3 separate regions of the Homo sapiens genome follow, and all the other regions are linked to region 2. Evidence: chromatin loops called from intact Hi-C (ENCODE). Cell type or tissue: PC-3. All regions are shown on one strand. Links, peaks and the distances in the headings refer to the core of each region. The heading gives the core; the rest is flanking DNA.

Region 1 (7,857 bases), core at 1,343-6,342, 200 kb after region 2:
GACAAATGGGATCTAATTAAACTAAAGAGCTTCTGCACAGCAAAAGAAACTACCATCAGAGTGAACAGGCAACCTACAAAATGGGAGAACATTTTCGCAACCTACTCATCTGACAAAGGGCTAATATCCAGAATCTACAATGAACTAAAACAAATTTACAAGAAAAAAACAACTCCATCAAAAAGTGGGTGAAGGACATGAACAGACACTTCTCAAAAGAAGACATTTATGCAGCCAAAAAACACATGAAAAAATGCTCACCATCACTGGCCATCAGAGAAATGCAAATCAAAACCACAATGAGATACCATCTCACACCAGTTAGAATGGCAATCATTAAAAAGTCAGGAAACAACAGGTGCTGGAGAGGATGTGGAGAAATAGGAACACTTTTACACTGTTGGTGGGACTGTAAACTAGTTCAACCATTGTGGAAGTCAGTGTGGCGATTCCTCAGGGATCTAGAACTAGAAATACCATTTGACCCAGCCATCCCATTACTGGGTATATACCCAAAGGACTATAAATCATGCTGCTATAAAGACACATGCAGACGTATGTTTATTGCGGCACTATTCACAATAGCAAAGACTTGGAACCAACCCAAATGTCCAACAATGATAGAATGGATTAAGAAAATGTGGCACATACACACCATGGAATACTATGCAGCCATAAAAAATGATGAGTTCATGTCCTTTGTAGGGACATGGATGAAATTGGAAATCATCATTCTCAGTAAACTATCACAAGAACAAAAAACCAAACACCACATATTCTCACTCACAGGTGGGAATTGAACAATGAGAACACATGGACACAGGAAGGGGAACATCACACTCTGGGGACTGTTGTGGGATGGGGGGAGGGGGGAGGGATAGCTTTGGGAGATATACCTAATGCTAGATGAAGAATTAGTGGGTGCAGCGCACCAGCATGGCACATGTATACATATGTAACTAACCTGCACATTGTGCACATGTACCCTAAAACTTAAAGTATAATAATAATAAAATAAAAAAAATAAAAAAAAGAAATTTCCCGTCAAATTATTCAAGCATGTGCAAGTTCTGACCCTTCTCATATAGTGCCAATTTGTTATGCTATATATTTCATCTTCACATCATTTTTAATACTGGAAATATAAATGGTATAAAGACTTTTAGAGCATCCTAATTGGTTTTATTCAATTTTTGCAAATTTGACTCCATAAACATGCACTATCACAATGTTGTGCATGTATATAGAAATGTTGAAACTTCCTCAATAAATGAAGAGATGTCCTTTTGGTACACCTGCATCTGTGAAAGGTTAAATTTCTTGATCTTGACTCTCTGGACAACAATCTTAGTTTCTGATTGATCTCATCAAAAAACTTAGGTTGTCTCATCACAGTATTTCAGATGACTACAGTTGTAAAATTGTGTGCACACAGTTACCAACCATAGTGATATGCATTTATACATTTTGCCTTTTGATCTATTTTTTAATGAATATGGTTCATCTGCTCATAACTATTATACCCATGTAATTGTTGTTAATGTACCTGTTCATGCTTGGAAAATATGTGTATTATTATATGATTGCTATTTTATTGTGTGAACTAGCCTATGACGTGTTCTGTCTTGTTTTTATGTTTCTCAAATAAACCCCCTTTTGGATGCCCCATTCTCCATGATGTGCTTATTTCACATTGCATGCTTGTATCAAAATATCTCATGTACCCCATAAATATATACACCTACTATTTACCCACAAAAATAGAAAATTAAGGCCAGGCATGGTGGCTCACGCCTGTAATCCCAGCACTTTGGGAGGCTAAGGTGGGTGGATCTGAGATCAGGAGATGGAGACCATCCTGGCTAACACAGTGAAACCCCGTTTGTACTAAAAATACAAAAAATTAGCCGGGCATGGTGGCAGGTGCCTGTAGTCCCAGCTACTTGGGAGGCTGAGGCAGGAGAATGGCATGAACCTGGGAGGCAGAGCTTGCATAAGAACGCACCACTGTACTCCAGCCTGGGCAACAGAGTGAGACTGCATCTCAAACAAAAAAAAAACAAAAAAAAAAAAAAAGGAAAAGGAAAGAAAATTAAAAAAATAAAATCTAATTTAAAAAGTACATAAATGTATTTTTAAAAAATTTTAAATTTATTTCTTCCATAATTATATTTTTGGGATTTTGATCTTTCCATATTTCAACATTCAGGATTATGACATTTGGGATTGTCTTTTTGGATTATGACCCAAACCCTTCCTTTTATTTACCTTCATGTGTGAAGAACAACAATATACCTGGAAAATAATGCCCTAAGAATATACTGAAAGCCTCTCTTTTTTTTTTCACAGAGACTGAAGACAGATTTAACAAACATGTCTTTCCCTCAGGTTTGACGCTCTTGCAGTATGTTGATGATGTTGTTTCCCTTCTAAGGAGGCTTATGAACATGATAGTGTTCATTCCTTAACCTTCTAGCAGACAAAGGCCATAAAGTTTCTACAGAAGAGATTCCAGGCTCATGTTAAATATTTAGGATTTTTAAGATCAAAGATATTATCTTGGATATCAAGAATTTCTCTTAGATCCTGACAGACTAAAGGGTATTTTAAACTTTCCTCAACCTCAGACTAATATACAATTTACGAGAGTTTTGGGGCCTAGCAGGTACTGTTGAAACTAGATGCTTAATTTTTCCTTGATAGGTCAGACCTTATATGCCCTTCTAAAACTTGACAAACTAGATCTCCCAGACTATGAAGAGAATGCTTGTATAGCATTCTATCAATTAAAAGAACTCCTAAGTCCTCCTGCCTAGGGCACCTCAATTACCAGCTCTTATTCTCTCTTTTTGTGCATGAAAGATGTCAACCTAAATAACAGACAGAGATAGACTCTTTAAGAGAAAATGATATTTATTTGAGAACGGGCATCGTAACAAAAATACAAGCTATAGTAAACTATACCCTGGGGCAAGGAGAAGTTTTAAAGGCAAAATAAGTAGAGTTATAAAAATTGTTTTGAAACAACAATCCTTGGCTACAAGGATCAGTAACCAGAGTGGCATTAGTCCAAGGCTGGACAGGCAGTTTCTGGGTAGATATCCTCGCAGAAGTAATTTTCTGTGTGTGAAATTGCACACACAATGAGATGAGATTTGGAGGGAAGAAAACAAGGTTGTAGTTTTTGTAGAGTCTTTTATGATAGTTCTTGTTATCAAGCATTCATGCATGTGAGCTCTTCATGGCCTTCCCTGACTTCATTTGTCAGAGTTTTAACACAAGTTATTCTATTTTGATTGTGATTTTACATTTTACATTTCCCCTTTAGATTGAGATCTTTTCCCAAAAGCATCACTGATGAATCATTCTGTAGTTAGATTTCCATTATCCTTTGGTGCTGGAATACATCAGTCCCAGTTTGTTGGTCTGGTCCTACATCAGAGGGAGTGACTAGTAACATGGAGTAAATGTCAAAATCCTTTTAGCCACATTTGAGCAACAAGGTAGGTTTGGAGGGAGTGGCTTTCAGGCTCAGTCTACCTAGAGTCCATTGTTAAGTTCAATTTTGTCTCTTCTGTAGGCACTGGCTATCATCTCAAATTGCTGGTCCAATATTATTCTGTTAGGAGCTGTACTTCTGCAGAAATTTAAAAAGTAACAGTGTTATGGTTTGGATGTTTTGTCCCCTCCAAATCTCATGTTGAAATGTAATCCCTAATGTTGGAGGTGGAGTATGATGGCAGGTATTTGAAACGAGGGGGTGGATCCCTCATGGACAGCTTGGTGCCATCCTCACAGTACTGAGTCTTACTCTATGAGTTCACATGATTTCTGGTTGTTTAAAAGAGCCTGGAAACTCCTCCTCACTCTCTTGTTCCCTCTCTCAGCATGTGACATGCTGGCTCCCCTTCACCTTCTGCCATGATTGTAAACTTCATGAGGCCCTCACCAGAAGCAGATACTGAAGGCATGCTTGCACAGCCTGTAGAACTGAGCCAATTAAACTTCTTTTCTTTATCAATTACTCAGCCTCTGGTATTCCTTTATAGCAATGCAAATGGACTAACATAAACAGGTTTTCTTTAAAAAGAAAACATAGAGTAAAATTACTAGTAATATGAAAATCTCAGTTTGCATAGTGGTTTTTAGCCACGAACCTCGGCTTAAAGGCAATTGAATGAATAAATCAAATAACCATGGGTAACTAGGTGAAACCTGTTGTAATTATATGACCTGTTTTCTTATTTTGTGTATGTGGGTCACCACTTCTCCAGAGGAATTTATCCAGGTACAGCATGTAATATTAGCAGTATCATAGACATTTTCTTATTTAACAAACAGGTAATATAGAACAATTTTATCATCCAGTATCCCATGACTGGGTTGAATTAAAGCAGAGAGTGAGCAACAGTCATATTAGGGATATTGCCAAAGTTACCCACTAGGTGGACTAAAGGATCTCTTAGGTCAAGGTCTGTCAAATGTCTAGCATAAGCTACTGAGTGAGAAATTTCAATTACATTATTTTCCTGCCAAGTGGAAAAAGTCCTACCTTTTACCACTAAAAGGGATAAGAGTCTCATTACAATATGGTGTCTTGTTGCAATGTCTTAGGAAAAGCTGTTTATGGCAGAAAGCCATCAACTTCTTGTTCTTGTTTGCATGTCTCTGGTTATGGCATTGGGTCCCTAGTTATGGCATTGGGTAGTTTGAACTTTCTATGTGGCCCACATATCAGATGAGATTTGTTTCTTAAAAATTATCTAGTCTCAGCCTATAGGACTCCAGGAACAGAGAACATTTCCATTGTTAGTGATATTATGGAAGAAAGTTGGATTGGAGGAACATAGAAGAATTCAGGATCCAGTCTAACCTACAGGTAGATAATGAAAAAAGCAATACAGAAGGCTGCAATTTAATAATGGGTGTATTGTAGCTTTTTGGGGAAACATACAACTTTTCTCTCCACAGTCTTTTTGATTTCTACCAAAGATAATAAGAGTGAGGAAAATTTGTAAAATAAGTTGAGTCTCACTGATTTTGGTCTGATTATTTCACAAGTGCAGCAGGACTAGTAATTCATTACATAAGAATTTTAGATTTAAAAACATCTCAAGGCTAACAAGACAAACCAAAGCAGACTTCATATTTTACCTACTGTCTTGAGGTTCCTAAGCCTGTTAGAAAGTGACCATTTTTACTCACTCACCATAAGGCTGAGAACCCTTGAAGCCAGGCATCCTATGTACATTCTCAAGTATGACATTCCAGTGAAAACCTGGGTAATATAAGCAATGTTTCCAATGCTAGGGAGGAGACTTTTATTGAAATTATGCAGACAGTTGTTTTACCATAAAAATAAGAATACTCGTGAATAGTATCCAGACTTTGGAGGGATCAAGTAGGAGAAGAAGTAAATGCTTACACTTTTGTTCATATGAGTATACTTTACCAAATTAAACTATAGATAGCTTAAGATAAAAAGTTTTCTTAAGCCTGAAAAACACTTAGTAAAGAACCAACAATGTCTCAAATAAAAGTCATAAAACATTATCTTTATCAGTTATTCAATCTCACGTAATTTTTGTTTTGCTTGATCCTGATTAGCAGCTTTATAAATTCATCAGTTTCTTCATCAGAGTTCTGGAAATTTGTTTTAGTCCACTGATCTTAAAGTTACTGGAAACCTATATTTAAGAATATTTGTTAGAGCCTTTTCCATGAATCTGATTGAAAGTGCTTTTAGAGAAGAATCGAAACTGTGAATGACAGAGACTTAGAATAGCCATGATTAAAAATTTGATAAAAGTGTATTATAATCAGCAATTGATATGGAAATTTGGTTATTTCTGTGGTATACAACATTTTAACACAACAACTGAAATTATGACTGATACCATTAGATTTCTATGAATCTATATAATTTTTGAAATAATATACCTATAAATGTAACTGAAAAAAGATCTAGCATCATTGATCATTTGACGAGGCTTTCAATATAATTCAACATCCCAAATAAGCCTTATTTAGTACAATATAACTTTTTTTTTTTTTTTGACACAATCTTGCTCTGTCACCCAGGCTAGAGTGCAGTAGTGCGACGTTGGCTCACGGCAACCTCTGCCTCCTGGGGTCTGCCTCAGCCTCCCAAGTAGCTGGGATTACTGGCATAAGTCACCAAGCTCGGCTAATTTTTGTATTTTCAGTAGAGACAGGGTTTCACCATGTTGGCCAGGCTGGTCTCGAACTCGTGGCCTCAAGTGATCTGTCTGCTTTGGCCTCCCAAAGTGCTGGGATTACAGGCCCACGTGAGCCACTGTGCCCGGCCCAATATCTCACTTTTATGAGCCTTTAAGAAGTTCTGGGGCCTCTGGAACATCCCAAAGTTAGTTCAAAGTCAAAAAAGACTTAATTTAGAACTTGATCCTTGGGAAGCCTAGCAAGGATATCAAAAGATTCAAAACACTTGATCAAAATAGGAACACAGGTCACTGTGAAATAATAGTCACTTATTTAACCAGAGTGGTAATCAAAGACTTCAAAAGTTATACAGAAAGTTACATAGATGTAAAAACAAAACAAAACCCCTTAACTCTTTCAAAACTCAGTTTTCCTAAGTAATCACAAAACTAATAAAGACAACATGAAACACAGGAAATTATCTTGATAAAATGTAAAATTTTTGTTTCTTAGACCAGTTACCAAAAAGGTAAAGAAAGCCTCCTGCAGTGTGATGGTTTCTCCTAATGGAAAGCCCGTTTAGCAAACCTGGAGGTTGAACCTGATGAGAAAGTACTTGAATTTAATCAAACACAGGAAGAATATGTGCTCAAGGCTATGAGTGTACCCCATATTATAGAGGAATGTAAATAAGAAAACTAGTACCTTGAGCAGGAAAATACATGGCTTTTAGTAAGAGTATGGGAAATTTCCTGGTTACATGGAACAATTTGGACACATCACGGAAAGCCAAGAGTATAGAATCAAGTTATACTGGAGGAAAACATTGCTCTAAATTGTAAATCTCAGTTCAGATGATTGAAAACATAAAGAAACAGATTTCAGAATTAAATCAAAACCTCTTGCAAATTTTACCAAGAACAGATCAATTCTTCAAGGAAACCTTCTTGTAACATGGAGAACCACATTTTAGTTTTATATCAGTGTATTTTTAATATCAAAGCTCAATCTTTTTTTTTTTTTTTGAGATAAGTTCTCGCTCTGTTGCCTAGGCTGGAGTACAGTGGCATGATCTTGACTCACTGCAACCTCCACCTCCCAGGCCTGAGGCGAAAGCGATCCTTTCACCTCAGCTTCCCAAATATCTGGGACTACAGGCATATGGCACCACACTGAGCTAATTTTTTAATGTTTTTGTAAAGATGGGGTCTCACAATCTTGTCCAGGTTGGTCTTGAACTCCTGGGCTCAAGTGATTCTCCTACGTCAGGCTCCCAGAGTGCTAGGATTACAGGTGTGTAATCTCCACCCAGCTTCAAAGATCAATCTTTAGAAAGATACAAATAATTTCCTTCTAATTATAGCTAACTTGATCATGCACAGAAGTTCTTTCATAAATTCATGCTTCACAAGCCTTTCATGGCTTACTCAGACCTTCCACAACCTACTTAGGCCTTCTGCCTTGTCCTATACTTCCTCTTTCTTTCTTTTTTTTTTTCTGAGACGGAGTCTAGCTGTCTCCCAGGCTGGAGTGCAGTGGCGCGATCTTGGCTCACTGCAAACTCTGCCTCCCGGGTTCACACCATTTTCCTGCCTCAGCTTCCCCAGCAGCTGGGACTATAGGCGCCCACCACCATGCCCAGCTAATTTTTTGTATTTTTAGTAGAGACAGGGTTTC
Region 2 (7,857 bases), core at 1,429-6,428:
ATCGCTTGTACCCTGGAGACGGAGGTTGCAGTGAGCTGAGATCGCACCACTTACTCCAACCCAGGCAACAAAGTGAGACTCTGTCTCAAAAAAAAAAAAAAAAAAAAAGATGGCTAAGCTCAAAAGAGATATGAGTGGAGAAGTGCCAGGAAATGGTAAAAGCATTATTAAGATGGAAACTTCTGGGTTGGGATTATATTTTGACATATTAACCAGTGTTTTGATTTTCTCCTGATGGTTTACTTTTTCCCTATCTCCCTTGGGGAGCTGCTGTAGCACTTGAGGTGCTTATAATCTCTGAGGAAGATGTGAGCCTTCCTGGTTTTGAACTCCAAATTAACATTCAGGAGACACATTAAGAGTGAGGGCAAGGGTCTGAGGAAAGTGGGGCAGTAATGAGAAGATGACATGGAGGTGTGGGGAGTAGAGACATCACTGGTCTTGGAGTCAGGATCCTGGAGCTGGCTTCCTTGATCAGGTAGCAGAAATCCCAGGCAGGCTGAGTATCTGAGAAGTGCCCAGGACTTTGCTCTGCTTCCTGAGAAGAGCCCAGCGAGGAAGTGACTGCCTGGAGGGTCTCAGTAGTCAGGGCTTGGACAAGGTTCACAAAGGCTCCTCATCCCCAGGGAGGCGCAGGGCAGCCATTGACCAAATCCCCAGCGCTGAAGACTGATTCAGAGAATACCCAAGGGAGAGGTATCAAGGCTAGAGCCTTCTCTCCACTGGCTACTGCCACCAGGGCCTTAGCACAGGGAACCCCTGCTGAGGGGTCCTCAGTTGAATAGACTGGTTGACTGAATTTGAGATCAAATTTCTTCCCTGGAGGAATGAGAGCTTACATTAGAAGTTAAACTGAAACTGTTACAGGCCAGGGCAAGGTGGTTCACAGCTGTAATCCCAGCAATTTGGGAGGCTGAGGCCAGTGGATTGCTTGAGGCCAGGAGTTTGAGACGACCCTTGGCAACAGGGCAAAACCCCATCTCTACTAAAAATACAAAAATTATCTGGGTATGGTGGTGCACGCCTGTAGTTCTAGCTATTTGGGAAGCTGAGGCATGAGAATCACTTGAATCTGGGAGGCAGAGGTTGTAGTGAGCCGAGATGGTGCCACTGCACTCACTCTAGCCTGGCAACAGAATAAGACTCTACCTCAAAAAAACAAAACAAGAAAAAGCAGTTAAACTAATACAAAAAATATAAAGCTGCATGTCAGGCCTCTGAGCCTAAGCTAAGCCATCATATCCCCAGTGACCCGCACGTATACATCCAGATGGCTTGAAGCAACTGAAGATCCATAAAAAAAGTGAAAATAGCCTTAACTGATGACATTTCACCATTGTGATTTATTTCTGCCACAACCTAACTGATCAATGTACTTTGTAATCTCCCTCACCCTTAGGAAGGTTCTTTATAATCTCCCCCACCCATAAGAAGGTTCTTTGTAATTCTCCCCACCCTTGAGAATGTACTTTGTGAGATCCACTCCTGCCCCCAAAACATTGCTCCTAACTCCACCGCCTATCCCCAAACCTGTAAGAACTAATGATAATCCCACCACCCTTTGCTGACTCCTTTTTCAGACTCAGCCCACCTGTACCCAGGTGAAATAAACAGCCTTGTTGCTCACACAAAGCCTGTTTGTGGTCTCTTCACACAGACACATGAAACACTGCATTCCTTGCACATCTGAGTTTATACGCTGTTTGTATTTGCATTGCCCACTGGAGTTATTACTAATGCAATAAGACATGTTCCAGAAAAAGCTTTCACCTTTGTTTTTTGTTTGTTTTGAGACAGAGTTTTGCTCTTGTTGCCCAGTCTGGAGTGCAATGGTACGATCTTGGCTCGCTGCAACTTCTGCTTCCCAGGTTCAAGCGATTCTCCTGCCTCAGCCTCCCAAGTAGCTGGGATTACAGGTGCATACCACCACACCCAGCTAATTTTTGTATTTGTAGTAGAGATGGGGTTTCGCCATGTTGGCCAGGCTGGTCTTGAACTCCTGACCTCAGATTATCCACCCACCTGAGCCTCCTAAAGTGCTGGGATTACAGGCGTGAGCCACCATGCCTAGCCAAGCTTTCACCTTTGTATGGGAGCAAATGAGGAGAGTAATTCTGGACAATTTTGCAAAGAGATATGAACAAATCCTGACCAAGGAAAGGAAGTGAAAAGTGTGCTAAGCACAGGGTTTCAGCAGATAATCATGATGCAATGTGCACAAGGGACAGCCTCTTTGCTGCCTTGTCTCAGGGTCTTTGTAATGCAAACCCTCCATTGAGCCCACATTTTGACTTGCCCTTTGTACATGATTGATTAATTGCAGGCTTTAACTATATAAAACATATAGGCTTCTATAAAAAATATTATTGAATTTTAGAGTTTTGTTCCCTTATGGGGGTAAACCTAAGGAATCACAAACCCCAAATTCTCAAATGCCAAATACTTTAACTTCTCTAAGCTGTTTATCCATCGTTAAAGTTCTAACTAGTAAGGTGCTTAGATAGTGAAGGATAACACGTGTTAGCTTAAAACATATAGAAATGCCGGAAGAAAATAACTTCCCTTTCACTTAATATTTCCTAGGATGGAGGCTGGGAGTCTGAGGATATACTGTAGGCTGATCTCATATACAAATGAGGGCTTTTCTTTTTGCATTTCTTGTATTAAATAGATTATAGTTCATTGAGCATAGCTTTGCATAGCATAACCTACCTCTGTTTTTCAAATTCAATGTTTCTAATTTATTGATTTATTAGGAAAATATTTGTTAAGTACCTACTATGAGTCCAGCATTGTGCTGGACACTTAACAGTGAACCAAACTGACTGTAGAATAACAAAACACCTTGTCTCCCCAGGATCCTATCTTCTGAGAACCACCTCTTCTCTTTATTTTCCTGCTTCTGGTCTTACCTTTAAGTACAAGTCCCTATACTTACTGCAGGAATGGCTGTTTTACACCCTGACCCAGTTTTTACAACCATGACTATAGGACTCCTGTAGGGTCATGAAAGAAGAACTGGGCATTAGCCAACTTGGGATATCAACAATGCGATCATTGAATGGGTACTCACTGTGTACAAGGTACTGTGCTCGCTGCCAATGGTAAAACAATTCAGTTCATGGCATCTGCCTTACCCAGAACCTTTAAACTACTTCAAGGCACCATATTCGCATTAAGGTACAAGGCAGACTATGCTAAAGAAAAAACAAGTAGCCCAGATCTTAGGTGGTATCTGAGGTCACAGGAAGAAAAGAACATCTTGCATTTGTCTAGAAACCAAATGATAACAGCCATTTCTCTATCTTCCTAGAAGTTCCATTTCCTTCTCCACCTCATTGAATGATAGTTTCTCAGTCATTGAGTCATAATACGTTTCCAGCTTAAGATGAAAATGTAAAATTTCTCCCCACTCAGAATTTTCATTTTATGTTTTTTAGGGAGTTGATGTGTGAATTGCAGAGACAGGCTGATACCAGCAGGTGGAAGAATTCACCATTTGAACTCCACATCATAGGCTAGTGAATGGTTCAGCAGGATGTGACTGCAATTTTAATCACTGCTTCATTTCCCTTTCTTTGTTCCAGATATTTATGCACCAAAACCCTGTGAGAAAATGACCCATAATCTGAAGAAGATAAATAAAAATGGATTATTTTTATCACTCTAGACAGAGCATAAAGAGATGGCATTTTCTCCATTTTAAAATCTTAGATGTAAATACACTGAAATCCAAAGAAAAAAATTATTCTGATAAATTGGAGAAATTTAAAAATTATAAAAAAGTATGGGGTTTCAACATTCTTATGATAGATTTAAAGAACACTCAAAGTTTGATGTGCTGGTGGCTTGGGCCTCCCAGTGAACCACATGAGCTTACAGGATTAGGGTCGTGAAGTAGAGGGAGCGGTGCTGGGGTCCAGCACAGGGTTTCAGGCCTGTCTGGGCACACCTGTGAACTGGTAAGACAGGCCTGGGCGAACTCTATGTGCCTAGGGGAGGTGGAGCCATCTGGGAAAGATGTCAGATCACACCCCCTGCTGGGATTTAGATGTATGCGGACATGTCTAGCAAGCTGTGAGGGCTGAGAAGCTTCCTGGGTGAGAACTCACCCTAAGGGCAGGAGTCTGCTGATTCACTTCACCCAGGAAGAAGCCTTAGTTGTCAGAGGGGAGCAGTAAGTCTGACTATGGCATGGTAGCAGTTTCTGGATTCTGTTCCCTGGTCCAGCTACCTAGAAGCCTGTATACCCTGTGGATGTAGAGGGCTGTCAGCAAACCCTGAAAGAATTTTCTCACCAAGCTTTGTAGAAAATACTCAGACTCAGAAACAGCATCATACCATCTAACTGGAAGAAGTGAGTCATTCTCTTGTATCTTAGAGGAGGATCTGGATGAACTGTGATGACCAGTGGGGCAGGGCGTGGCCAGCAGGACTGGGAGCAGCACATGGAGACACCTCCTGGAGACTCCTAGAAATACAGGACATGATAGTTGGAGGTTTGGTGAGACAAATGGGAGTGAGAACTACTGGCATTTGTGTTGGAGTTAATGGAATGCCCTCTGATTCAAAGACTCAGGGGAACTGGAGAGGTATGCATCTCTCTTTCACACATATTCACCACATATGCACATCTCACATCTCATATATGTGTGTATATGTGTGTGTGTGTGTGTATATATATATATATATATATATATATATATATATATATATATGTCAAGTTATCAGAGTTTTCAAACATTTACTAAAAGAACTTTATTTTTTTTTCCCAAGGCAGAAGAATTTTTCTTAGTACAGAACAAAATAGAGTCTCCTCTGTCTACTTCTTTCTACACAGACACAGTAACAATCTGATTTATCTTTCTTTTCCCCACATTTCCCCCTTTTCTATTCGACAAAACCGCCATCGTCATCCTGGCCCGTTCTCAATGAGCTGTTGGGTACACCTCCCAGACGGGGTGGCAGCCGGGCAGAGGCGCCCCCCACCTCCCAGACGGGGCGTCGGCCAGGCGGAGTTGCCCCCCACCTCCCGGACGGGGCGGCTGCCGGGCGGAGACTCTCCTCACTTCCCAGATGGGGTGGCTGCCGGGCGGAGGGGCTCCTCACTTCTCAGACAGGGCGGCCGGGCAGAGACGCTCCTCACCTCCCAGACGGGGTGGCGGTCGGGCAGAGACACTCCTCAGTTCCCAGACGGGGTCGTGGCGGGGCAGAGGCGCTCCCCACATCCCAGACGATGGGTGGCGGGGCAGAGGCGCTCCCCACATCTCAGACGATGGGTGGCCGGGCAGAGACGCTCCTCACTTCCCAGACGGGGTGGCGGCCGGGCAGAGGCTGCAATCTCGGCACTTTGGGAGGCCAAGGCAGGCGGCTGGGAGGTGAAGGTTGTAGCGAGCCGAGATCACGCCACTGCACTCCAGCCTGGGCAACATTGAGCACTGAGTGAGCGAGACTCAGTCTGCAATCCCGGCACCTCGGGAGGCTGAGGCGGGCAGATCACTCGCGGTCAGGAGCTGGAGACCAGCCCGGCCAACACCGCGAAACCCCGTCTCCACCAAAAAATACAAAAACCAGTCAGGCGTGGCGGCGCGCGCCTGCAATCCCAGGCACTCGGCAGGCTGAGGCAGGAGAATCAGGCAGGGAGGTTGCAGTGAGCGGAGATGGCGGCAGTACAGTCCAGCCTCGGCTCGGCATCAGAGGGAGACTGTGGAGAGAGAGGGAGAGGGAGAGGGAGAGGGAGACCGTGGAGAGAGAGGGAGAGGGAGACCGTGGGGAGGGAGAGGGAGAGGGAGAGGGAGAGGGAGAGGAAGAGGCTAAAAGAACTTTAATAAATGATGTCTTTTTATGTGTAAGCTCTTTGTAAACCCTCTTTTTTGGAGAGGGTAATATTTTTCTATCAGTAAAACATACTTATTAAAATGTGTGGAAATCTTAAGTTTGCGTCGCAATGAATTTCTCCAAATGGATGATGACTCATGCTCCGTAGCCAGACTGAGCTACAGAACATTATGAGCAGCTCAGAAGCCCCTCCTGTGCCTGCTTCCTGTCACTGTCTCCTAAGGGTGATTGCTACCCTGATTTCCAATATGGCAGATTACTTTTGCCAGTTTTAAACTTTGTATAAATGGAATTATACAGTATGTCTCTATTTGTCTGACTTCATTTACTCAACATTGTAAGTTTCATTTATGTTCTTGCCAAATTTCTTACATTTTCATCATTATGTAGTATTCCATTATATTAATGTAGCACTTTTTTTTTGAGATGGAGTCTCGCTCTGTTGCCCAGGCTGGAATGCAGTGGCACGATTTTGGCTCACTGCAACCTCCGCCTCCAGGGTTCAAGCGGTTCTCCTGCCTCAGCCTCCTGAGTAGCTGGGACTACAGGTGTGCACGCCCAGCTAATTTTTTGTATTTTTGGTAGAGACGGGGTTTCACCGTGTTAGCCAAGATGGTCTCAATCTCCTTTCCTCGCAGTCTGCCCGCCTCGGCCTCCCAAAGCACAATTTTATATATCCATTTTGCTGCTGATGGACATTTGGGTTGCACCCAGTTTGGAGTTATCATGAACAAAGCTGCCATAAACCTATTTGTACGTGTTTTGTTTTGTTTCAAGACAGTCTCATTCTGTTGCCCAGGCTAGAGTGCAGTGGTGTGATCTCAGCTCATTGCAACCTCCACCTCCTGGGTTCAAGCCATTCTCATGCCTCAGACTCCTGAGTAACTGAGATTATAGGCATGCACCACCACATCCAGCTAATTTTTTGTATTTTTCGTGGCGATGGGGTTTTACCAAATTGCCCAGGCTGGTCTTGAACTCCTGGGCTCAAGCAATCCACCCACCTTGGCCTCCTGAAGTGTTGGGATCACAGGCATGAGCTACCATGCCTGGCCTGTATATGTTTTTTATTGCATGCATGTCCTCATTTCTGTTGGAAATATAACTGCTAGATCTGATATATAAGTTTTAATGCATTTTCTTCTGTATGTGAAAAATGTTGTTTGGGTACAGATGTACTGTTCTTTAGAAGTAAAGTATTTGAAGTAATGAAGAAAGTGAATTTGACTAGAAATCCAGAAAGAAAGAGGGATGACATTATTTAGAGTAGCTGGGTACTGATAATTTTATTTATGTATTTATGTTATTTATTAATGTCGAATCTTGATTAGTTATCATAAGTTATAATAAGTGGTAACAATATAAACCATTTCATTGCTCATGACAGATATAAAAACTTGCAGGATAGTTTTTTACTGCTATCTAGAATCTTTTTAGAATGCCTCATCCTGCAAACTAATTATTAATATTAACCCCAGGACAATAGGCTTGGAAAGTAATTTTTAATTAAAAAATTTTCTTCCTATCTGTGCAGATGGTTAAAAGCTGATTGTGGCACTCATAGTTTGTAGCCATTACCACTAGAAACCAGGAAAAATCAGTGAATCTTCTAATTTTTTATTTAATAAGTTGGCAAGTTTGTTGTAAGCATTGACCACCGTGTTTCATGAGCTTAAGCTATGAAGACTGTATGAAAAGGAGCAACACTAAGTCTGGGTCCTAAGAAACAAACGCTTTGTGATGTGGGCCTCACTCAGAATGTCTGTGGCTAAAAATATCCCTGGGGGGTCAAAGTTATCCAGTGGATCTTGGCTCAACCTTGCGGATTGGGCATCTAATCTGCAGGAGCATCGTTTAGCAGATTTGTTGGAAACTAATATTTGTTTTACTTATTTTCTAATAATAAAAATAGAATGTGTTTATTCTAGAAAATTTGGAAAGCATATACAAATAGAAATAAAAGTTATACGTAATAACATCATCCCTTCTTAATATTTTGGAGTATTTTTTTCAGTTTTT
Region 3 (7,857 bases), core at 1,343-6,342, 820 kb after region 2:
GAGGAGAAAGGAATCCACAGGCCCCTGCTGGGCGAGCTTGGGTGAGTCTGGGGGAGCTCCAGACGTGCCCCGGAGGGCCTGGGAGGAACTAGGTCAGATCTCTCCTTTGGGGACCTACTGCCTGTTCCTAACTGCAGCCTGACCTCTGGTGGTCAGAAGGGAGTCGTTTGGTAGGAAGAACCCAGAAAGTTTGGCTTTTTGCAATTGGGGGCTTGTGGGAGGAGGAAATTTAATCCTTACAAACTCCATCTCTGCTTGCAGAGGCTCCTTTGCTAAGCCTGGGGTTATTTGAGGAGGGGGTGGTGTGCAGTTTATGGCTCTTCCAAGTTCCTTGTTTTGCCTCCGTGGCACGCTGATCTTGACAGCTCCCCTGTACCTGAACGTTTGTGGGAACATTTTAGCTGCATTGCTGCCTTTCATCTGAGGGGGCAGAGGAGAGAGAGAGAGATGGGCAAGGAAGGAGATGTTGGGTCTTTTCATGTTTTTAAAGGTTTTCTTTTTTTTTAAAGGTGGGGTGGCCAAGGTTGAAAAGCCTAGCAAGCAGACACAGCTCTGGAAGGTGTGCCTGTGGCCTCCATTATTCATGTCTTGACCTTCTCTCAGCGGCCAAGCGCCCACTCTGCCTCTCACTTGGCTGGGGCACCTGAAACCGCTGAGGCCTGAGAGCGCTGGCTCCATGGCTGCAGCAGCCCTTTCTCTGCCCCACCAGGCCCAGGTGTGGCTTTTCTGGCATCCAGATCCTTAACCTGGTCAACGTGCTAAAGCTCAGTCACACACAGGATGAAAGTGGCCATAAAAACACTTAGAGAAGCCTCTCTGGCAATAAATCGCCCTCTCCTTTCCTTTTTAATTCTTAGGAATTAATTAACTTAATTATTAGCTAATTAATTAGTAGTTAATTAGTCAATTAACTAGCAGAACTAGATCACCTGACTTCCATGATAAACAATAATGTGCTTTTGCATTTCCAGAACCAAAATATAGTGCCCAATTCAAGGAACTGTTACTCTTTAGTAATCACAAATAGTGTAACAATGTTGGTAAACAGAGACGTTAAGGCTGGACCAAGAAAGGTAGTGCGGTAGAATGGGAAGTGCACAGTCTGGCAGTTGGAAGCTGGAGCTATGGTTGGGTTGACTGGGCAATTGATTTATTCAGTCATTTAACAAACTTGACTGAGAGCCCTTGATGAAGCAGGCATTGCACTGAATGCCAGGAAGACCAAGAAAAGCAAGACATATGACCCCTACCCCCAAGTTATTTTCAGTCTTGTGGGAGGCAATCAAAAGACATATAAACTGTTTAGACCATGAAATCTGTCTGGCATATTTAGCTCCTCGATTTGCTGCATGGTCTTCATCATTGTCAATCTCCTTCAGAGAATGCATGGAATCTCATTTCGTTCTCGCAATAATCCTATGAGGGAGGTCTTATCATCCCCTTTTATAAGGAAACTGAGTCCTTAGAAAGATCAGAGAGTTTGCCCAAGGCCAAATGGCCAGTAAGTGGTGGAGCTGGCACTGCAATCTAAGTCAGCCTGACTCCAGAGCCTGTGCTGGTGGCCACCAGGCTACACGGTTCTCCAAGATCTCCCACCTCTAATCTTTTTTCTGCTGCTCTTTTGCAGAGTCCACTTCCTGCCCTCTCACTTAACAAAGTCATCTCTGCCCATCCACCCAGCCTGATGGTCTTCCCTCCAGTCTCAGGGAAAAAGACACACACCCTCCTGCAAAGCCCATGCTCCTCACCTGAGCCTCCTCCAGTCCTCTTAGGATCGTGCCTCTTCATCTTTCTCCTGCACCTTCAATTTATCACACTCTACTTGTTTCTTCCCCGCTCAGTCCCTAAATGTGTCAAGCGCCCTCCTGTTCTAAACAATCCCCAAAATACAACAAAACAAGAGCTTCCTTTTCCCCATACCCAGCTCAGCCCTACCTAGTCCCCACCCCACTAGCTCCACTTCACCAGCCCCACCCCATCACCCACCTCTCTCCTCTTCCCATCCAGCGCCCATTACATTACAGAATGTAATCGCTGTACCCGTCTCTACTTCCTCAGCTTTACATCCAACCAGTTGATGGGGTCTTCCTGAGTGGGCTCCTAAATGCCCCTCTGTATCTTGTCCCATATCCCGACTCTGACCCCTTTTGTCTCTTTCCTGCATTACTGCAACCATGCCCCCATTGGGTCCCTACTTACAGGAATAGCCTTCCTAAATATCTCCTCCACCTTAAGGGTTCAGCAATCTATTTGAAATATGAACTGTCTTCATCAAACCCTTGAGCGACCATCCACCACCTAGAGCAGGAGACCCAGCCCTTTTGTATGGCGTACAAGGCACCCTATGATCTATACAAAGGCACCCTATGATCTATACTGCCTATGGCAAGAGCCTATCCATTACTGACTCTCCGTGCTTTACTCTCTCACAGGACAGAGCTGCCCATGGTTGCTTGCTTGCATTTTGCTGTTTCTCACTTCCACCCCTTAGGTACTGCTCTCTAAAGAGAATGCCTTTCCTCACCCCAGCGCCCCGCCTCCAGATAAGCCTAGCTAACCCCTGCTCACTTCTTCATTAGGAATCATCACTAACCAACTCTCTCCACTCCCTCAGGAGTTTATATTCCGATTATTTGTCTATGCGTCTGTATCACATTTCCTCAAGACCTAATAGGAAAGATGATGATTCCCAATTTAAGCGCAGGGCTTCTAATTACTTTAGGTAATCAAAATATTCTCTTGCTTGAAACATGAGGTTTATGAAATCCCAGCATTTGGGAGGCCAAGCTGGTGGATCACTTGAGGTTGGAAGTTTGAGACCAGCCTGGCCAACATGGTAAAACCCCGTCTTTACTAAAAATACAAAAATCAGCGAAGTGTGTTGGTGCACGTCTGTAATCCCAGCACTTTGGGAGGCCAAGGCGGGCAGATCCCCTTAGGTCAGGAGTTCGAAACCAGCCTGGCCAACATGGCGAAACCCCATCTCTACTAAAAAATAATAATAATAAATTAGCCAGACATGGTGGTTCATGCCTGCAATCCTAGCTACTCGGGAGGCTGAGGAAGGAGAATTGCTTGAACCCAGGAGGCGGAGGTTGCATTGAGCCGAGATCACACCACTGCACTCCAGCCTGGGTAACAGAGTGAGACTCCATCTCAAAAAAAAAAAAAAAAAAAAAAAAGGATTTATGAGCTCCCAAGGAGGAGTTTAAAATGCCCTAGGTGCCACACTCTGCCCTTCACAGGTGTTTACATTCCAGGTGAGAAGGAAGAACTTGGAAAGAAGATGAGAACCCATCCGCAGAGGGCTACCTGGGGCCGAGGTGCTGAGGTAGCTAGGACTACTTTAGCTCAGACCTTGGTGTGTCTGAGGTGGGATGGAGATTGAAATCCACTCCATCTCCTGATACCGGCATAATCACAACAATAAATGATGTCTGAAGTGGACGTGCAGCAGCAGAGAACAGGCAGAGAAATGTAAAAAACAACAACATCAACAACAAAAAAAACCCCGTGCCCTTGATATTATGGGAAAAGAAATAAGGAATACACTCACATCTTAATGGAAATAGAGGAATTCAGAATTTTAAAGCCTGGTCAAGGCTCAGATAGACTCGATCAAGGACAGAGACCCCTAGGATAGTTAATTTTGGAGTTATGAGCTCTGGCAAGAATGTGAACAAAGAAGAGAGCAGCAACAAGACCTAGTGCAAACACCAAGAAGGCAAATCCTACAGCTTCCAAGCACCTCTACAGGGACTGTCTACTTTAGTCTTCCCTTCATCCCTAATCCTCATGCCTTAGCAGTCTCCTTTTGTGTTCTTTGGTTTATGCTTACCATTTGAAGGGTGACGGAGGCAACTTCTAAAAATATATTTTCATCTTAATTGAAACGTGCCAGGTTGCAAAATTCCCCTGCTGCAGGTTTCTTTTCTGAAAGAGAGTCATGTGCTGCCATCTTGTGGTTGAGAGCCGCCACAACAACAATTATGTACTCCCAACATCCCGCCCAGTCCAGTGCTGGGGTGGCGGAGGCGAGGGGCGCGAGTGGCGGGGGTGATGCGGCTTCCAGGTAGAAAGCTCTGGAAAGGGTTCCGCTGCAGGGACAATGGCAAACAGGGAATGACCAGTGGAAGGACAGGTGTCACACTGGGGACTGACCTGGTAGTAATTAGTAGCATTGGAATAGGATCCAAAGGGATTTTCCCTGGTCCCTCAACCAGTATGATTCCATCTCTAGGTGCCGTTTTCCCCCTAATTAATAGATTCTCATTAGTGGTGATTTCTTAAAAATGACCTTGTGCAATGGCAACAACACCAGACTGAGAGTTAAGACACCCGGTATCTAATTGCCCCTCTGCCACAGACTACCCAGGTAAACTAGCAACAGAGGATAATAGAAAAATTATTGACCTGGGACCAGGAGGTTTGAATTCAAGTGTGATCAGTCTGGTGTGTTACCTTAGGGAAGCTGTTTCACTGAGCTCCATCCTGTGCCAGATACTGTCCTAGGTATTTTACATGGTTTTGTTTGTTTGTTTGTTTGTTTTTCCAGTTTCTTACTCCAGGATAGTGTTCTACAAGTGAGAAAACTGAGGCTTAGCACGATTGAGGGAGCTGTCCAAGGTGTCACGGAGCCAGTGAGTCAGGATCTGATTCAAAGTCTGACTCTAAAGCATATGCGGTTTATTTATTTGTTATTTATTTGAGACGAAGTCTCACTCTGTTGCCCAAACTGGAATGTAGAGGGGCAATCTTGGCTCACTGCAATCTCCACCTCCCAGGTTCAAGCGATTCTTCTGCCTCAGCCTCCGGAGTAGCTGGGACTACAGGCATGCACCACCATGCCTGGCTAATTTTTGTATTTTTAGTGGAGACGGGGTTTCACTATGTTGGCCAGGCTGGTCTTGAACTCCTGACCTCGTGATCCGTCCGCCTCGGCCTCCCAAAGTGCTGGGATTACAGGCATCAGCCACCGTGCCTGGCTGTGGTTTATTTTTTTTAAATTTATTTTCCTTTCATAATTGTGTATCATATGAATATGATACATATATTCATTTGTGTGTGTGCAGGGGTTACACATAGGTCAGATGGCTTAAATTTATTGTGTCCTTTGATGGTAGGGCAAGCCCAATTTTCACAAGTGCTCAACAAAGCTGCAGATGCTTATGCTGTTGCTTTTTAATTTCCTGTGTGTTCTCATTTTTCCCCATCTAACGTTGTTTCTAAAGGCATTTAAGAGATCTAACGACTCTAGCTTCAAAAGTCATGTTCTTTGATTTCTGAAGATAAAAGGGACGACCTAGAGAGGGAACACTGCCATTCTGCTGAGGGATCAATCGGAAAATTAACTTCCTTACAGGGAAGACAAGATGCTCTCCATGGCGTTGATTTAGTGCTTTTTTCAGGGCTGTTGCTACAGAATCTCGCCCGGCACAGCAACCTTGTGAGGTGTGTGTTATTCTCCTCATTTGACCCTTGAGGGAATTCAGGTGCAGAGAGGTGAAAACACTTGTTTGAGATTACACAACTGTGACTTGAAGACAGGCCTTTTTCTTAAACAACTTTATTGAAGTATGATTGACATACAATAGACTGCATGCACATATTTAAAATACAAAATTTGATCTTTGATCAGTTTGACAGTATAAACCCATGAGACCAGTACCACAATCAAGATAATGAACATATCCTTTATCCCATCCATTTCCTCATGCCCCTTTGGAATCCCCCAGTCTCCACCCCCACACTGCCATCCCCAGGCAACCGTTGATCTGCTGTCACTATAGTTTTCATTTTATACAAATTTTACATAAATGGAAACATATAGTGTATATGCTTTTTTGTCTAGCGTTATTGGCATAATTATCATGAGATTCATTCCTGTTGTTTTGTGTATTATTCCATTTTATTGTTAGGGAATGTGTCTTTAGATGGGTATGCCACTATTCATTCTTTTGATGATGGACATTTAGATTATTTCTACTTTGGGGCTATAATGAATAAAGCTTCTATAAACACTGACGTGAAAATATTTGCAGCAGACCTAAGTTTTCATTTCTTTGGGGTAAAAATCTAAAAATGGAATGTCTGCATTATTTGATCAGTATATGTTTAGATTTTTCACAAACAGCTAAACTGTCTTCCCGAAATGGTCATACCAGCATGTATGAGAATTTCATACGTGGATACTCCACATCCTTGCCAATACTTGGTATGGTTAGTCTTTTCCATTTTGGACACTGTAATAGGTAGTAACATCTCATTGTGATTTTAATTTGCATTTCCATAATGACTAATGATGTTGAACATATTTTCATGTGCCTATTAGTCATTCAAATATCTTCTTTAGTGAAGTGTCTGTTCAGATCTTTTGCCCACTTACAAAAATTGGGTTGTTCGTTGGCATATTATTGAGTTTTGTGAATTCCTTATATATTCATATATAAATATTTTATCGGATATGTGATTTTTCAAATATTTCTTCTCATTCTGTAGATTTCCTTTTCATTCTTTTAATAATGTCTTTTGAGGATGGACGTTTCAAATTTTAATGATGTCCAATTTACCAAAAAATTTTTTTAGATCATGTTTTTAGTTCTGTATCTAACAAGTCTTTGTAACCCAAGGTCATAGGGATTTTCTCCTATATGCTCTTCTAAAGGTTTTGTAGTTTTGGTTTTGCTTTTAGGTCTATGATTTATTCTGATTAATTTTTTATATGATGTGAGATGTGTATTGGAGTTTTTAAAATTTATTTACTTTTTTTGCAAACGGATATCTATTTTTTTCAGCACCCCTTATTGAAAAGACTATCCTTTCTCCCCTGAATTTCCTTTGCACCGTTGTTAACTGTCAATTGACCAGATATATGTAACTCCATTATTATAATCTCTATTCTGTTCCATTGATCTATTTGTTTATTTTTATGCCGATACCATACTGATTACTATAGCATTATAATAAGTAGTTTTGAAATCAGGTAGATAAGCCCTCCAAATTTGCTGTTCTTTTTCAAAGTTGTTTTGACTATTTTTGGTCCTTTGCATTTCTGTACAAATCTTGTCAATTTCTATTTAAAAATTTCTGAGATTTTACTTAGAATCGCACTGACTCTACAGATTGTAAGGCTCACCTCATTTTTTTTACCATCTCTCAAGTGTCACAGAACTGTTTCCTATTTTCCATGTTTTGAAAAACATTCTTTCATTTTTTTTACCCCTAGTTTTGTGGTTGTTTCAGGTAGGAATTTTAAATCCCATTCCTGTTATTCCATCTTGGCTGGAAATAGCAGACTAACCAAGGCCTTTAGACCCCAGATACCTGTGCTCTTTCCATAAGAAGCCTCACGTGGGAAAAGAAGGGTCGAGTCTCACCTTTAAACAAAGAAAAAGATTTTATAAAAAGTTAAGTGACACCAGCCTTCAACAAATGCTTAAAACACTGATCCCTAACCCCTAATAACACTGGGTTACTACACACCAATTTAAAAATTCTCAAGTTTTGATTCTCATAGATCAAATCTTACTTTTGTTCAATTCTTTATTGTGTAAAGCCACAAAAAATGTGATCTCATGGCAAATTTACTCATTTGGAGAAGATGGACGGGGTGCTGTTTCCTCTGTAATTCTGATAGTTCCCAAGTGATTTCGTAATACATGAATCAGAGGACGTGGCTATGTCCTCTGTATTTAGACAGAGGAATTCATTTTTCTGATAAATCCCATCGTGTCCCCAAACAGAAAGTGGAATCAAAGACTATGGGATATTGGTGGTTGTAAGCAGAAACCCTAATGATCTACCATATATGCTTAGCTTGACTTCATTAACTTTTTGAAAATGAACCTGCTGGGAAGA

What was found. A loop is a pair of places that touch in the nucleus more often than their neighbours do. Peaks named below come from ENCODE experiments on the same cell type or tissue, not always from the same donor. Only the 100,000 strongest peaks of a DNase experiment are listed, where the experiment ranks them.
Region 1: it touches region 2 in a loop (5-fold over the local background); 2 of 110 quality-filtered maps call a loop at or near these places.
Region 3: a loop joins it to region 2, with 4 times the contacts of the local background. A loop is called at or near these places in 25 of 110 quality-filtered maps.

Annotation. Positions count from the first base shown.
Region 1 is chr14:51,152,795-51,160,651 of GRCh38, forward strand. No RefSeq gene overlaps it. Among named protein-coding and RNA genes, the nearest start is that of TRIM9, 62 kb to the left of the region's middle. In PC-3, for the core only: a CTCF peak has its summit at 4,442; a DNase peak (open chromatin) is centred at 4,447.
Region 2 is chr14:50,951,513-50,959,369 of GRCh38, forward strand. LOC400212 (a long non-coding RNA gene) reads right to left here. Exons shown (of 4, transcript NR_170195.1): 2 at 4,342-5,704. Among named protein-coding and RNA genes, the nearest start is that of PYGL, 11 kb to the left of the region's middle. In PC-3, for the core only: CTCF peaks have their summits at 3,465 (motif pointing right), 3,665 and 4,422; DNase peaks (open chromatin) are centred at 3,519, 4,089 and 4,409; H3K4me3 peaks cover 798 bases; H3K27ac peaks cover 1,658 bases.
Region 3 is chr14:51,776,323-51,784,179 of GRCh38, forward strand. The region is part of intron 1 of LOC101927598 (a long non-coding RNA gene); the gene reads left to right. Among named protein-coding and RNA genes, the nearest start is that of GNG2, 80 kb to the right of the region's middle. RefSeq lists an enhancer at 3,698-3,767. In PC-3, for the core only: CTCF peaks have their summits at 3,947 (motif pointing left) and 4,158; DNase peaks (open chromatin) are centred at 3,949 and 4,639; H3K4me3 peaks cover 929 bases.